Regions from separate parts of the Homo sapiens genome. Here region 2 is linked to region 1. Evidence: read pairs that join two places in POLR2A ChIA-PET (ENCODE). Cell type or tissue: MCF 10A. All regions are shown on one strand. Links, peaks and the distances in the headings refer to the core of each region. The heading gives the core; the rest is flanking DNA.

What was found. ChIA-PET counts read pairs that join two places held together with the same protein. Peaks named below come from ENCODE experiments on the same cell type or tissue, not always from the same donor. Only the 100,000 strongest peaks of a DNase experiment are listed, where the experiment ranks them.
Region 2: POLR2A ChIA-PET joins it to region 1 with 14 read pairs; 8 of 35 experiments call an interaction of 5 or more read pairs at or near these places.

Annotation. Positions count from the first base shown.
Region 1 is chr1:61,055,493-61,060,878 of GRCh38, reverse strand. No RefSeq gene overlaps it. Among named protein-coding and RNA genes, the nearest start is that of NFIA, 24 kb to the left of the region's middle. In MCF 10A, for the core only: no CTCF peak of the experiment used is centred there; DNase peaks (open chromatin) are centred at 2,178 and 3,798.
Region 2 is chr1:61,115,939-61,121,324 of GRCh38, reverse strand. The region is part of intron 2 of NFIA (nuclear factor I A); the gene reads right to left. Among named protein-coding and RNA genes, the nearest start is that of NFIA, 36 kb to the right of the region's middle. In MCF 10A, for the core only: no CTCF peak of the experiment used is centred there; a DNase peak (open chromatin) is centred at 204.

The sequences.
Region 1 (5,386 bases), core at 124-5,123:
CAATTTCTTCAAAGCCTTTGCTTCCATTTTTTAAAAATGTAACATTGCATAATGTTACTTACTATTGTAAATTGTCTCCGTGTGTATGTTAGGTACAATAGTATGACTTTCATGGTCTATAGATAATATAATTATGTTAACTTTGATGTGCACCCAGTAAAAAACCCTCAGTTTTGTTTTTTTTTTTTACAATTGATAATATGAAAGCTTAACACATAAATCATAAGTTGAAAATTAAAAAGCACTTCATTGATAGAGCAATCCCAGTATGGTAAAATCTGAAGATTTTCCTATGATGTTTTATGTTGCTTTAAAAATAAGAACATAACCAATTAACTAAGAAAATACCATAGTTAATGTTTATACTATTCAGATATTTATTATTGTCATTAAACGAAGTGCCCAGTTTAGCAAAACGGTCTACAGCAGCAGCATATTAGGAATTTTACTAAACATTTTCTATAAGAAAGCTATTTTTGTGATTTCTTTTTTGCTTAAAAAAAATCTATACCAAGAAAGTTTATAAAAATTAACTCTGTGGTCTGACTATAGTCTCTGTAATGGTGAATCATGGTTCTACTGAGGATATCACAAAGAGTTTTAATTCTGATAGAATTTAGGGGAGTATTTCATGAGTTTAGGGCCTTGCTTAATGACCAACAAAGGCTTATTTGTTAGTTTTCATATGTTCATATTTTAATTTAAACATTTTGGTATCACTTTTGTAGCTATAAGTCAGAATCACATCAAACTCTGAGGCCCTGGAATGTGAGTCTTTAAGAAAAAAGACAGTGGAAGTTTTGGTGCCTGGGAGACAGTATGGGTTTCCTTTGAGTTGGTAGGTAGGCCGCCTTTCTGTGGACCTAGATGTTGACCTACTTCCATTTGTCTCTTCTGTAATGGCTGAATTAAAATATCCGGCTGGGGTGGTGGCTCACACCTATAATCTCAGCACTTTGGGAGGCCGAGGTGGGTGGATCACCTGAGGTCAGGAGTTCAAGACCAGCCTGGCCAACATGGTGAAACCCTGTCTCTTCTAAAACTACAAATATTAGCTATGTGGTGATGGGCGCCTGTAATTCCAGCTCCTCATGAGGCTGAGGCATGGCTATAATTTCTCCTAAAAAGGAGTATTTTTTCACATCATGGACAATGCAGGCCTACTTTATCAAGTTGAAACCAGGAATCACTTGAACCCAGGAGGTGGAAGTTGCAGTAAGCCAAGATTGTGCCATTGCACTCCAGCCTGGGTGACAGAGCGAGACCTCTCTCAAAAAAAAAACAAAAAAAAACTCATCAAGTTATGGTAACATGAAAGTTGTACAGTTTTACAAATTATGAGTTGTGAAACAGTACCCCAAACACAGGACCGATTAAGTATGTTTTAAATGTTGGAGAAAATGAGGTTGTTGGTGGTGAGTTCATTTGGGCTCATTTTCACTATTTTAGAAGCACATTTTTAAAAAAAGCTGTCTTTTGGCCAGGCACAGTGGCTTACGCCTGTAATCCAGGCACTTTGGGAGGCTGAGGTGGGCAGATCACTTGAGGTCAGGAGTTCGAGACCAGCCTGGCCAACATGGTAAAACCCTGTCTCTACTAAAAATACAAAAATTAGCTGGGCATGATGGCACATGCTTGTAATCCCAATTACTTGGGAGGCTGAGGTAGGAGGATTGCTTGAACCCAGGAGGCAGAGGTTGCAGTGAGCTGAGACTGCACCACTGCCCTCCAGCCTGGGCGACAGAATGAGACTCAGTCAAAAAAAAAAAAAAAGCTATATTTCAACTATGTTGTAATAGCTTACTCCACTGGGTATATATTCACATTTAACTGAGATGGATTTTCACTGTGTTGCTACATCTAGCTTTTTAATTTCTCCTAAAAAGGAGTATTTTTTCATATCATGGACAATGCGGGCCAACTTTATCAAATACATTAAGGTCATCAGTTTGGCCTCTTTCCAATCTCTCCCTTCTGTTCAAGAAAAATGGGGTCCTCTTGCCCCTGGTATCTGCAGGTTGGGATTTCATATAACAATGAGGACTGCAGAACTAACTGGGAGGGATGGATCACCCTCTTTCTTTCTTCTTGGCAGTTACTCATTTGCAATCCGCTCTGCACTAAACCCTTTAAGGCTACATATAAACTTTGGGAAAGTTACATCACTGTAAACAAAGATATGCTGCTTAAGTTATTATTATGCAATACTGTGTCATTACTCACACATTCACACTGCAATTATCTTCCCAATTTGACAAATACCACTATGGCTCTGTAGTCAGCTTCAAGAGAGGTAAAAACCTAGGATAAATATGTCAATGCCATCTTTATGAATGGAAAAGTTTTCCCACCCCCTCAAAAAACATTCAGGTTTTGTCCTGCAAACAAAGTTGGGTGGCACAGCTGACCCTCAAGTCTTTGGAATCCCACTTTTTAAATGTAAATTATGTCTGGTGTGATCCATATGCTCAGCTACAGAAAATAGCAATTCAATAATAAATATATGAAAGTAAAATTCTGTATGTGTTTTTAAATAAACTCACAGGCATCAACACACATTTCTAGAAATTAATTTGTAAATTAGCCACCTTCCTCCAAAAATTAAAAAAAAAACAACTGTCTGTAACTATTGAGTTGTGTCTGCCCCAGGTGATCTCTACCAGATCTGGTAAAGAGATTGCCTCCTGCTGCTGTTCAGCCACTGCATGGGTTGGTGTTTAAGAAGACAAATCAAACATATTCTGGACATATATTTATTAAAAATTTGATAACTAGACAAAAAGTATCAGTTTTAAAAGAAAAAAATTGGTAACTACTGTCAGAAGAAAAAAGCGAGTGAAAACAAATGACCGGCACAAGTGCCTATGACAATTTCTCTCCCTGGACTGTTGCAGAGCTGACGAGGTGGAGGTGGGTGAGGGAGGGAGGGACAGAGGTAAGAAACAGATTAAAAGTGTCACTTCCGGCCAGGCGCTGTGGCTCACGCCTGTAATCCCAACACTTTGGGAGGCCGAGGCGAGTGGATCACCTGAGGTCAGGAGTTCGCGACCAGCCTGACCCACATGGTGAAACCCCGTCTCTACTAAAGTTAGCCAGACGTGGTGGCCGGCGCCTGTGATCTCAGCTACTCGGGAGGCTGAGGCAGGAGAATCGCTTGTACCCGGGAGGCGAGGTTGCAGTGAGCCGAGATCGCGCCATTGCAGTCCAGCCTGGGCGACAAGAGCGAAACTCCGTCTAAAAAAAAAAAAAAAAAAGTGTCACCTCCCCATCTGCAAAGGTCTGGCCTCCTGAAAGCTCAGGAAACGGTGGTGGCCATTTTCATTTTTTTTTTAAGGGAATAAAGGGGAAATAAAACAGAAAAGGTATATTTCCCTTCTTGCGCCAACAGCTCGGCTCCTCTCCACAAATAAAAAATATATTTTTTTAAAAAATCACAGGCACAAAACCCAATCCACACGCATCCTGTGAGGCTTCTGCTGTCAACTCGATTCCATTTGGCGAGTTGCACTAAAGGAGATAGATCTTGAAAAATCAACCCGTGCTCGCGCCCCCGCGCCTCCGCTGCCGCAGCCGCCGCAGCCGCCGCAGTGGCCACAAAATTAGCGGCTCCGAGGACATTTTTGCCGCAGTGCACGTCCGCCGTAACCACCGAGCACTCGGGTGAATAATGGAAGTACAGTGTGGAGACAATCAAGTTGATTTATCACGCAAAACAATTCTCTGCTTCAGCCAGTTCTTGGTCCTGTCACTTTAAATCACAAACGCGCGCATACACAGATCCATAGGCGCCCACACATGCACGGTACACGTGTGTGTGAGAGTGTGTGTGTGCGCGCGCGTGTGTGTGTGCGCGCGCGCGCGTCAGAGCCAAGTGGAATGATTCCAGATTGCTTCACGTATATGAAGCGGGGGGGAAGCGCCCGTCACCCCAACCCCCTACCCCAACCTTTTGCAGCCTGGACAAGTGGTCTGTAATGCAGCTTGGCGCAAAATAAAGTCTGAACAAAACTAGACTGTGAGACTAGCACGTCCTAGAGTGGAATTGACTGAGGTTAACGCAGAGTCTGTAAAGACTCTACAGACTCGGATCATTTGCAAGCAAACTAAAATTCCCTTTTTTAAAAAAGAAAAAAAATCATTAATTGGGTTCCGATCTAAAATACTGCTCTTAAAATGCGCTCACATGTTGAAGACTGAGATTGCAAGTTCTCGAGTAAACATCTGGTGAAGACATTCCAGGAACACATCTGAAAGGAAGAAAGGAGTAAGACAGCCCCTTCTTTATGTATCTTGGGCCAAAAAAGGGTTGTTAAAACTTTTTTTAAAGTGTGCTGTTAGTCTAAATACTTTTTATCAACTCTAAGGAGCAATCTGGTTTGGGGGAAGTAGACTGAACTGAGTGAACTGGAAATACGGAGTCCTGGGTTCCTTGTAAGCTCTGGCAAGTCTTTCTTTTTCTGTGCCCCCAACCCCCACCCCACCCTTTCCTCATCTGTAGAATTGCAGAGGGTAAATGATGTGGTTTCTAAAGTCTTTTTTTGCACAGACAATCCATGATTCTATTTAAGAGGGAATAATGATGGGGGAGGGGGTTAATGTGGAGAGAAAAAGAGGTCATATTCCTCAGGTGGCATCTGTTTAAACTGAAGGTGATGAAAGTGATGAGTCCAGTATGCATGCGTCCTTAACAATCAAGATTGTCTGTATTAACAGCTGTTATTGTCCTAGCTCTGCAATACATACAGTGTATGAGTGCTCTTTGAGAATGACAATTTAATCATATATTTTCTGGGGGAGGGGAAAAAGACCATTTTCAAGGACCAACCAAAAGGATATGGGGAATGGAACAATTTTCAATGTTCTTGTTTATTTATGATCTGTATATAAAATGCATTGAATCACTTGGATAGCTTATGGAAAGTAACTTTTCAGTGGGTAAGAGTTCTTCTATGCCAGGTTGGCTGTCTAGATGTACCAAATTAATGGGATTAATTACTTCCTGTCTACTTTTTTCAGAAAACAGCTCCAAGCAGGATCACATGCAGAGATCACTGTTCAAAACCCCTCTTGTCTGTGTAGTCAGTGGTCAAGAGCACAGGTGCTGCAGCCAAACAACTAGCTAGTTTTAACATGCACAGGCTAAGTAGTAGTAGGCAAATTACTTAGTTTATTTGTGCCTCAGTTTCCTACATTTATTAAATGGAGATTAAAACAGCAACTAATTCATAGGGCTGTTGTCAGAATTAAATGAGTTATCATATTAAAGTGCTTAGAGCAGAGCATGGCACATGTAGCAAACAGCTCAATGAATCTTAGAGGTTATTATTACTCCAATGTAAACACAGGGAAAGCAAGGTCAGATATAATAGGGGGATCTTTGAACTGC
Region 2 (5,386 bases), core at 124-5,123, 60 kb before region 1:
ATCTAGAAACCAAAGAATTCACATGTTTTCTTTCCCAAAAGAGAAGGTTTTTTAAACAGCAATAAAATAACAGCATAGCATATTACCTAATAAAACAAGAGTTCAAAGAGCCCTGGGAAAAGCAGAGTTAAAGATGATCACTTAATCAACCTTAACTCACACTAGGATATTTAGCTATTGCATCATTTGCAGTACACAAGTCACACGCTGTCCTCAGTCCACTCCATTGAGTAACAGACAATGCAATGCTTTAAATTTGATTTCCTAATGTCCTAGATGTCAATTTAAGACCTTACAATGCTAATACTTTTATCATAAATGTACTGAAGATTTTTTAAACTGTCCCTGATATTATGGCTAACAGATACTGTTCACAAAATATATTACAAGGCACTAATTAGATATCATAAAATGCAAAGTATGGCCGTGTTCAAGTTTTAAATCTAAAGTGAGAAATTGTAAACTTGAAAGGATCTTATGCCCCAGAAATTTCTTTTGACTTTTAATTTCCAATATTTCCATTCTCCTTAAATTTAGAACCAGCAAGCTATTTAAAAAGTAGTTTGTGGAAGAGCCACTTTCAGTTTTAAATGGACTTAACTGCAGATTGTTAATAACTTCCAAAATGCAAACTGTAGAAGGCCTCGTATGTGCTACCTTGATCACTTTTAAATAAATTTCCAATAATGTCTTTTGAGATGGGACCAGAAAAATGACTTTATTGCTTCCCCAAAGGCTTCACTTACAAGCTTATCACTCTTTTGATGGCAGCTCTGTGTGACTGAAAACTGTCACGGTCACGGCAGACATGAAATAAGTGGACATTAGAATAACAAAACGACCAGAGTGTGCCTGGAATGCTCAACCCTGTGTAGTAACAAACGTTGATTTTGATTCTAACAATATTTCCAAACAATCCTTAAATCTGGCAGACAGAAAGAATACTAATCACCTAGATAAATGTGTTTCTTCTACATTCTGGAGGAGTGCCATAAGAATATATCAAGTTTAGTAAGCTTATGTGAGTGGCTCACTGTCCCACTTGGCATTACTTATTGAATTTCATATTATTTTATTAGGATGTTGATACAGACACTATGTAAAACTCTACAATTAAGTTAATTCAATCTTGTCATCTCACATAATTACAAATATTACAGAGCTCAAACCAAATCAATGGCCAAGTGTACACCACAAGATTTAAACCAATGAAATCTGGTTTGACATACAGAAACCATAAAATTCAAGAAGGGGGAATGAATCCCTTTACCTTGGCCTTGATTATCCAAATATGTTACCCATATAGATCAGATTTCTTTGCGATGTGGGCATAACCTACATGCAGGTAATGAACTACCAACCCTCTAAATATGCAAACTTCTTCCTTCAAATGTTTATTTTTCAAACAATATCAAAGTTGGTAAGACACAGATGAGCAGGGCATACAGAGGCAAGGCTGTTAAAATTTAAGAGCATTAAATACAAATATCTACTCACCAGGTATCAACCTGATGCATGATTACTAATTCTTCACGGAAAATCTACATACTCTCATAATAAGTATTTCTTCACCCAAGAAGGCAAGCAAACACTATAATGAACACACATTTTGATAATAAAGATTTTCAGTTATAATAAGTAACTCAAACCTTCAAACCTAAGAATTGAATGTTTTTTAATTCAAATTTTAAAGTTTCTTTAGTCTGAGTCCATGCAAAACTTTAGCAAGAACTATCACAAGTTATTTCAGTCATACAAATTATTTAATGAGCACCCATGCAATCTATGCCAAATAAAAATGAAGAACAGTGCAATGCCAACTTCTCTGATTAATGCATCCTTAGCTTACATTTCCATACAGTTTCTCTTAATTAAAGACAAACAGAAATTTCCTCTTACTAAACAATTTTACGTTCAAGTTTACTTTCTAGAGCTATTTCTAAAAGTGTATATCATTTGTTTTGCTGAGTAACTGAATTACCTCATATGATAAAGCTATTAATTATGTGGACCTGGTAACAAAGGAAGAGCACTTGGCACAGGAACAGAGACGAGAGAGTTTACTAGTGGGGTGGACTTTGGGCCTTGAGTAAGCCAGGTTTTGTAAGTAACACCAGGGGGAAACATACCTACATAAAAGCTAAAATTACCAATTATACGTGCAAATATTTAAGATTTCACAGGAAAAGATTAGCTAATTAAAAAGGTTTGAATACATTATACCTTTCAAAGGGAGATCATAATTTATTGTAATAATTTTTCTGAAAAAATTAGCCTGAATAATTTCCTGGTTGTATTATAGGAGGAAAAGACCTATAATATCTTTCATATTCTGTACATTTTTTCAAAGACTACTGAGATGTTTTCCTAGATCAAAGCGATCCTCCTCTGGTCTGGATGGCTACAGCAATTATTTCCTTGAATTATGTTTCACACTTGCCCTCTGCTGCTATAACAGCACATTCCAAAGCCAAATGGACCTGGATTCAAATGCTGCCTTTACCACCACTGCCTATTCTGTGTAACCCTGTGGCAAGCTGCTCTCCCGCCAATATGAACTTTATTTAGGTCACTCTCCCTTAACTGTCCAGCCATAATGGCCTTCAGTCTCTGGTACACACACACACACACACACACACACACACACACACACACACACACACACTCATCCCGACCAAACTTTTTGCACTTGGTCTTCTCCTTACTTGGATGCTTAGTATGAATGCGGCCTCATCCTTCACATTCCCATCTAAAGCAGGTCCTCTTAGTTATTCTCTATCACCTTGCCTGTTTCCTTTAGAGATCTATCACATTAGAAATTATTTTGTTTATGTACCCACATACTGTTTCCCACACTCAAAGTGCACACTCCATGAGACCAGGGCTGTCTCTGTGCTGCTCACTGCTGTACTCCCAGTATCTAGCACACTGCCTGGTATACAGTGGGCAGCCAACAACAGTTGGCTGAATAAATAAACCACCTAAAATAATATTGATTGAAAACATCATTACATATAGAATTATTTTCTCCATTCAGATTCCCAGAAGTGATCATGCTGATTCTGAATAAGAATTCTTTTCCTTTCTTTAGCCAGACAATATTTCTTTTTTTTCTTTTCTTTTTTTTTTTTTTGTTCTTTGAGACAGAGTCTCACTCTGTTGCCCAGGCTGGAGTGCAGTGGTGCGGCCTCAGCTCACTGCAACCTCCACCTCCCAGGTTCAAGTGATTCTCCTGTCTCAACCTCCTGAGTAGCTGGGATCACAGGCGCCTGCCACCATGCCTGGCTCATTTTTTGTATTTTTAGTAGAGATGGGGTTTCACCATGTTGGCCAGGCTGGTCTTGGACTCCTGATCTCAGGCAATCCACCTGCCTCAGCCTCCCAAAGTGCTGGGATTACAGGCTTGAGCCACCACGCCCGGCCAGCCAGACGATGTTCCATAATTTGTGCCCCACTGGAAAGCAACTAATGAACTGGTACCTACTTTTATCACGAGATTATAGAAAATTTGAGGCTACAGACTATGTCATATGCTTTCATCACTAAGCTCAAAGCCTTGTACCCAGCAGGTGCTCAATAAATACATTTGAGAGCTTTAATACTAAATAATAAACTGCAGTCTGTCAGGACACCAAATTATCAAGCAACGATTATTAGTGAAATATACGATAACCTTGTAAAACACTCAAGATGTCTGCCAAGTAATAGTAAAACACAAAAATAGGTGCTGTATAGTTACATTAATATAAAAACTATGCCTATATAGTTACATTAATATAAAAACTGTGCCTATCCAGGAATCTACATTTTTTTTTCCTGTTCTTAACATTATTGCAGACTTGACAATAAAGGATTAAGGTGGAGAGAAACTAGTTCCTAAACATAAGACCTTAAACTTTCAGGAGGAAAAAAAAATGGTATTAGGGACACCAAGTTAATCCTATATCACAATCCAGTGATTCATTAGAAACATTCTTCTCTCTGGGGCTCATTCTTCCATCACTATGGAGGGATTTATATCCATAACCTCCATTAACATTAATGGAAGGTAGCCACATAATTTCACCAGAAGTCCACTAGAGAATCGGGCCTATAAGAGAAAAAGCTTTCATTTATTAAGTTTATAAAGAATTCCTAGTATAACACAAATAGCGGTGTCTCTGTTAACTGCCCTGATGGGTGCAATCATGCTGGAGAGGGTGAAATTGAACAATTAAACTAATTCTGCTATATTCACAGAAAATATAGTTCATAAAGCTACATGCTTCTAATACCTTCCTCTCAACAAGAGACTATCCTTTGATTCCCTACTGTAATTTCAAAAGCAAATAGTATTTTAAAAGTATTTCTTGTCATAAAAAAGGCATGCTTTAAAATGGAATGTTCTAACAAAATACACTCACACATGCAGGAAATAAGGAATTTACAAGCCAACACAAGGTCATTATTTAATTTTTAATTAGGTTTCACCTAACAATGGAAAACTAAGTCTTCCTTCATCCATTTAACAAAATGCTCATTTAGAATACTCCATGGCTTAGAAAGCTTCTGAACAGATGTCTAAAATGAGAATTCAAGACTCAGGAAAATATGAAACTCACTTTACTCTGTTCTCAAGTGATGTGATAAACAAACAGCCTCACCCACTGCAGTCATCGTTGATAATTTATTTCTAGAGTCTGATGACTATACGGCAATTCACTTTGCTGATGAAACATTCTTTATTTGGGTGGGATGCACACAGAAAACAACTTAACGAATGTCATTCCCACAAGATAACAGACCATCGAGAAGATGCATGCCAGGCAGTACTGCATCAAAAAACCGCTTTTCACCTATCAGAAGATGCCTTAACAACTGACAGTGTTTATCAAGTGCACAAAACGTTGTTCCTGCTAAGCACAGTTTCAGAGCCAACTCTGTTTCTTCATTAAGGTCATCTAAACTTTCTATGCCCATGTTTTCTGCATATTTGCACTAAAAATCCTTACACTTGCAATTATTTATAGCAGTACTGGAAGTGGCAGATATGTACTGTAAGTTATTTTCATTTTGTTAATTAACTTAGGGTCTCATTTTCACTGTATACAAGGGCTTCCTCAAATTCCTAAGACAATTCTACTGATAACTGAGAACTCTCCTTCTCCAAGGTTATTTTAGGGTCTCTAATTTGGGCTTTGCTTTTATACCATTTAACTTTGTTGTAGCTGAGGAGCCCTAAGATGACAAGAAATCAGCATCATATTTAAACTCTCCCAGGGGAGGAAAAAAGGGGACTCCTCAAAACAAGGCAAAAAAAAAAAAAAACAGAAGACATGGCAGACACTCCTCAGATAACCACTGGAGGAAAGGCAGAATCCAGCTGCAGAGTGAAAGAAGAAAAAGA